Linked DNA regions of Homo sapiens: region 2 is linked to region 1. A link is a loop called in an ENCODE intact Hi-C map of the cell type or tissue named here. Cell type or tissue: thyroid gland. All regions are shown on one strand. Each heading gives the region's core, and the rest is flanking DNA. Links, peaks and the distances in the headings are about the cores only.

Evidence for each region. Peaks named below come from ENCODE experiments on the same cell type or tissue, not always from the same donor. Only the 100,000 strongest peaks of a DNase experiment are listed, where the experiment ranks them.
Region 2: it touches region 1 in a loop (7-fold over the local background); 110 of 110 quality-filtered maps call a loop at or near these places.

The regions. Positions count from the first base shown.
Region 1 is chr10:93,485,346-93,488,267 of GRCh38, reverse strand. No RefSeq gene overlaps it. Among named protein-coding and RNA genes, the nearest start is that of MYOF, 4.5 kb to the right of the region's middle. In thyroid gland, for the core only: no CTCF peak of the experiment used is centred there; no DNase peak of the experiment used is centred there.
Region 2 is chr10:93,375,171-93,378,092 of GRCh38, reverse strand. MYOF (myoferlin) reads left to right here. Exons shown (of 54, transcript NM_013451.4): 22 at 664-770. Among named protein-coding and RNA genes, the nearest start is that of MYOF, 110 kb to the left of the region's middle. In thyroid gland, for the core only: a CTCF peak has its summit at 1,536 (motif pointing left); a DNase peak (open chromatin) is centred at 1,002; H3K27ac peaks cover 1,659 bases.

The DNA.
Region 1 (2,922 bases), core at 308-2,807:
ATGGGATACAGAAAGTGTACACATATGTGTTTGGATTTGAGGAGGGGCAAAAGACAGCTAAGTCCTCATTTTCCTTGTTAGGAAACAGATGATGCCTGATGCTGGAAAGTGAAAAATAGAAGAAAGCATGTTACTTGGAGATATGGATATAAACACCAAAATAATCAGATGAAAGAGCTGAAAGTTAGGGCCTCTGGAAATGGAAATGCTGTCAGGAAATGCTAGAGGTAAGGAGAGGTGAACTTCTAATTTTATAATAAGCCTGGTAGAGTTTACTTATTTATTTTGAGACAGGGTCCCACTGTCTCCCAGACTGGAGTGCAGTGGCAAAATTATAGCTCACTGCTCCCAGGCCTAGGTGATCCTCCCACTGCAGCCTCCCAAGTAGCTGGGACTACAGGCACACGCCACCACGCCCAGCTAATTTTTGATTTTTAGTAGAGATGGGGTCTTGCCATGTTGCCCAGGCTGGTTTCAAACTCCTGGGCTCAAGCAACCCTCCCACCCCAGCCTCCCAAAATTCTGGGATTACAGTCGCGAGCCACTGCACCAGCCTCTGATAGGATTTCTTGAATCTTTAAAATAAATACAGGTATGAATTTTGTGAAAGAACAACAAACATATCAGAAGAAATAATTCCAAGTTCACAAGCTTTTCCAAAGAATTAAAAAAGAGGCAACAGCACACCCCACCCCATTTTATGATGCTAGCATGACCTCCACACCAAAGCTGACCAGGACAAAATGAGGACGGGCAATTGCAAGTCAGTCTTATTCATAAATATACATGCAAAAGTCATAAATAGTATATAAACATATTTGCAATCTAAATTTAGCAATAGGAAAGTATAAGATATGACAACCAAGTTGAGTTTATCTCAGGAATGCAAAGTTAGTTTAATATTAGAAAATAAATGTAATTGGCAGGGCGTGGTGGTTCACACCTGTAATCCCAGCACTTTGGGAGGCCGAGATGGGTGGATCACTTGAGGTCAGGAGTTTGAGACCAGCCTGGCCAACATAGTGAAACCCTGTCTCTACTAAAAATACAAAATTAACTGGGTGTTGGTGTGCACCTGTAATCCCAGGTACTTGGGAGGCTGAGGCAGGATAATTGCTTGAACCCAGGAAGGGGAGGTTGCAGTGAGCTGAGATCATGCCACTGCACTCCAACCTGGGCAATAGAGCGAGATTCTGTCTCAAAATAAAATAAAATAAATGTAATTCACCACATTAAACATAAAATTCATATGATCATTTCAATAAAGTGAAACCATCTGATAAAATCCGACTTTATGTCTTATAAAAAGCCTTAAAACTGGGCATTTAAAAGTAGCTAAGCACTTGCCTGTAGTCTCAGCTACTTAGGAGGTGGAGGCGAGAGGATTGCTTGAGGCCAGGGGTTCAAGGCTGTAGTGCACTATGATTGTGCCTGTGAATAATCACTGCATTCCAGCCAGAAGGACATAACAAGACTCCATCTCAAAAAAAAAAAAAAAAAAACCAAAAAAAAAAACCTCAAAGTTTTAGCAACCTAGGAATAAAGAGAACTCCTTTAATCTTAAAAGGGCTAATTATGAGAAACCTACAGCAAACATCATACTTTATGGTGAAGTATGGAAATCTTTCCCTTTGAAATACAGAAAAAGATAAGGATGTCTGTTATTACCACCCCTAGTCAATATTATAATGAAAGGTCTAATCAACATAGAAATAAATGGGAAAATAAAGTAAGCACAAAGATTGAAAAGGAAGAAACACCCCAGGCGTTATTTGCAGATTCTATAATTGTAATGGTAGAAAATCCATGAGAATTTACTGCTGATTACACTCTCACCAGCGGTGTATGAGACTTCCCGTTGTTCCACATTCTTGTCAAGCTTGGCAATGTTAGATTTTTACATATTTTCCCATCTGGTGAGTATATAATAATAACTCATTGGAGTTTTAATTTGCACTTTTCTAATTACCAATGAGGTTGAGTACCTTTTCATATTTACATTTCCTAATTTATGAAGTGCCTATTCAAATCTTTTACCTATTTTTCCATTGAGTTCTATGTGTTTGTCTTACTAATTTGCTGGAGCTGTTTATGTACTCTGAATACTAGTCCTTTGTAGGTTGTGATTTTAATATAATTGAATTTATCAATATTTCCTTTATGATTTGTACATTTTTTCATATTAAGAAATCCTTTCCTATCCTGGGGTCATATAGATATTCTTCTATGGCTTTTTTTGTTGTTTGATTTTTTTCTTTACTTATTTGTTTTAGAGAGGAGGTCTTGCCATGTTGTCTAGGCTGGATTTCTATTTCTGGCCTCAAGTGATCCTCTTGCCTCAGCTTCCCAAGTAGCTGGGACTACAGGTGTGAGCTGCTGCCACCACCTGGTTAGATTTTTTTTTTTTTTTTTTTAGAGACAGGGTCTCACTCTGTTACCCAGGTTGGAGTATAGTGGCACAATCATGGCTCACTGCCACCAGGACTTCCCAGGCTCAAGTGGTTGTCCCACCTCAGCCTTTCAAGTAGCTGGGACCACAGGTGCATGCCACCACACTCGATTAATTTAAAAAATTTTTTTTAGAGGCAGGGTCTCACTATGTTGCCCAGGCTGGTCTCAGACTCACCTCAGCCTCCCCAAAGTGTTGAGATTACAGGTATGAACCACTGTGTCTGGGCTGAAACATGTTTTATCTTGCTTATTTAGATTTATACTCCACCTGTAATTGATTATGTATTATGTAAGGTTGGAAGTCATTTGTCTTTTTCTCCCACATGAATAGGTAAAAGGCAAATTAAAACTCCAGTGAGATGCTATTATATGCTCACCAGAAGGGCAAATGTAAAAAATCTAACATTGGTTAAGTATGACAAAAATTTAGAACAACAGGAAGTCTCATACACTGCTGGCAAGAGTACCATT
Region 2 (2,922 bases), core at 200-2,699, 110 kb after region 1:
TTTTTCCTTTGAGTGGGGAATAGCATTTTAGAAACAAAATCTGGGTATACAGTGCTCACTACTACTGAAATATCATTGCTTCTAGGCCTTCTCAGCAAACGAATTTGCACAGACACATGTATGTCTATTTATTTCTATATCTATCAATATATTAAAAGCTATGACTTCATAAAGATACTTCCAATTCCAGTCCAATACCACAAGGTTTATCCTAGTCCTCTGTATTTCTATGTCTCTAACTTTCTTCTCCAACAGTGAGAAATCTGGCCTTTGTTATCCTCAATATATTTACTCCTTGGTTCAATCCTAAAATCTGTAGATAAACCACTGTGAAAAATAAGCCTACTAATTAGAGTTCAATATGTTTATGGGTTTTTTTTTTCTGCCTTTTAACAAAGTGTACATAGTCAAAATACTGTGTTCCAAAAGTTACTTGGGTTAGTTTAGTGTAATTATGTTATTCATCTGAAATGTAATTAGATCTGTTTTATTTCTGGTTATATTCCACTTTAGGGTTCCCTCTCCTATCTTTGCTGGTTTCATTTTATTTGTTTTTTGAATATACAAAAATATTTACATGATTTCACAGGTTAAACTATATGAAAAGGTATAATGGCATAATGAACAATTATCAATTATTTCCTCTCTTTTCAAATTCTTCAGCAAACAAATATAGAAGCTCTAAAATCAGGGATACAAGGTAAAATTCCTGCAAACCAGCTGGCTGAATTGTGGCTGAAGCTGATAGATGAAGTTATAGAAGACACGAGGTACAGTGATCTTACGCCTATCTCAGAATTTTCATCCAGGCGCTCCTCCCTGAAATTCTAAGACTGTAAATCCTGTGGAATTGTTTCTAGTGTTTGTCTAAGAAGTGATTTTGAATTATTCAAACTTCGTAAAAAGTCCTCACTGGGAGGAGTGCCTGAATCACCACCAGGAAAAGCTCCACTTTCTGATTTGGTGCCAGTTCTCAAGTAGCCTAGGGAGGCTGAGGCCCCACTCCCAGAAGCACGTCCCAGGCAGCCTCAGGCAAGGGATGGGGAGCGGAGAAAGAAGCAAGCCTGAGCCTCTGCTTCTCATCAACCCAAGAATGACCCCCACCCTGGAGAAGGGTGACTTCTGGCTCCTACGGAGAATGGGATCTGGGAGTGGAGCATTGATTTTACCATTCAGAACAATATCTCTAATTCATAAACATATTTTTAGAAACAGCCCTTTTACTTGCTCTTTTACTGAATGCCTGATGAACACTGTGGCCAAGCCTCTGTTAGGCAAAACCAGTAGATTTGACTTGAACCAGCGGACCTTTCATAACTGATTCGGGGAAACAGCTCAGATCTTTTAGCATATGGAAATCAAAGGGGGAAGTGATTCGTTCCAAACTCATTTTAAATATTGGTTAATAAAGCAGTGGACAGGGAAGTTCCGAAAGAAAAGCATATTGAATGCTTTCCACAAGCAAAAAGGCCTTTATTCCCCACACTGGGCTAACACCCTAAGTCACCCTGTCTTCTTGTGCCTCCTAGTGGTAAAGCCAGGTAATTGAAACGCAACCAAAATCAAAGTACTGCTGGGGTGCTTGTTTAAGTTCTGAATGTTAGAGCTGGGTCCTAAGGGATCATGTCCTTCAGTCTCCTTATCTTGTAAATGAGAAAACAGAGGCCCAAAGAGGAGAAATGACATATCTGATGCCCAGAGCTGGGTTTGCCAACTCAGCCCCTCTTCCTGCCATGTATTTCACAGTAGACATCTATTTGTTCAAGGCCCCAAGTGTGACTTTTGAACTAACAGCTTCCAGATATCTTTTTGCCTCAAAGTCTCACTCTGGGGAATTAACCCTTCAAATACAATGCCGTAGTTATTTATGAAACCAAACAGAAACATTTGGTAATAACTTTCATGGAGAAATTGTCTGTGAATTTTAAGATTTGCAGAGCAAACCACAGTCATCTATTTATACTTCTGATATGAGCTGTTTTTGAGGAATCAAATTGGAATCTTTCTAAACTTTATGTAACAGGAAATTCAGTGTCTAAGGGAAGTTGTGCTAGGATTTTCTTCATTGAAGAAGCTAGGTGAAATTCAAGTGAGTGGAAATTCTAGGTAAGGACACTGTGAATCAGAGCTTCGTGAACCTGGTGGAAATCCTCACCCTGTGTCCCACCAGATGCCATGGTGGGAGGCAAGGCCTGGCAGCAGAAGGCTAATTCTGGCTCTAGCTCAGCCATTCTCAGGAACCCTTGGGGGTCTCATCACAACACATCCAAGTTCTCATATTGAATGGAGATTTGGCCTACATGGTTGGTTCATAAATCTTTCTGGAGTTCATGGGCCCCTTTGAGAATCTGATGAGATGATGGTGATAATAAAGATGACAACGAGATGATGATGAGGATGGCAACATTGTTTAGACGTTGCTATGCAACTATTCTAAATCCTTTCCATACAGCAACTCATTTCCTTCTCACAACAGCCCTAAAAAGCATGTCCCACATTTGAAAATAGGAGGACAAGGAAGTAAGTGACTGGTCAAGACAATAGAACTAGTAAAGAATGGAGCCACGATTAGTACCCAGGTTGTTGGCTCCAAAGCCTATGTTCATCATTACATCACACTACGTGTTGACACAGATAGACACAGTTTTCTTTATAAGTTCCAGAGTTTCACAGACCTTCGAGACCCACCCATAGATTGCTTAAAGGCCCAGGATTCCCTAAGTTAAGTATGCTTCAGCTAAATGGTCTCTAGCCTCCCTTCTTCTTCCATCATTTTGTGGTTCTGTAAAATGATTCTAGGAAGCAAAAGAAGGGAAAGCCAGTTTCTCTCAGCTGCCACTGTTTCCATCTTCTTTCCAGTGACTCCTTGGGCCGTAGGTTAAACCCTAAGGCCTAAAATGGCTTTGGGATTTTAATCTCCCT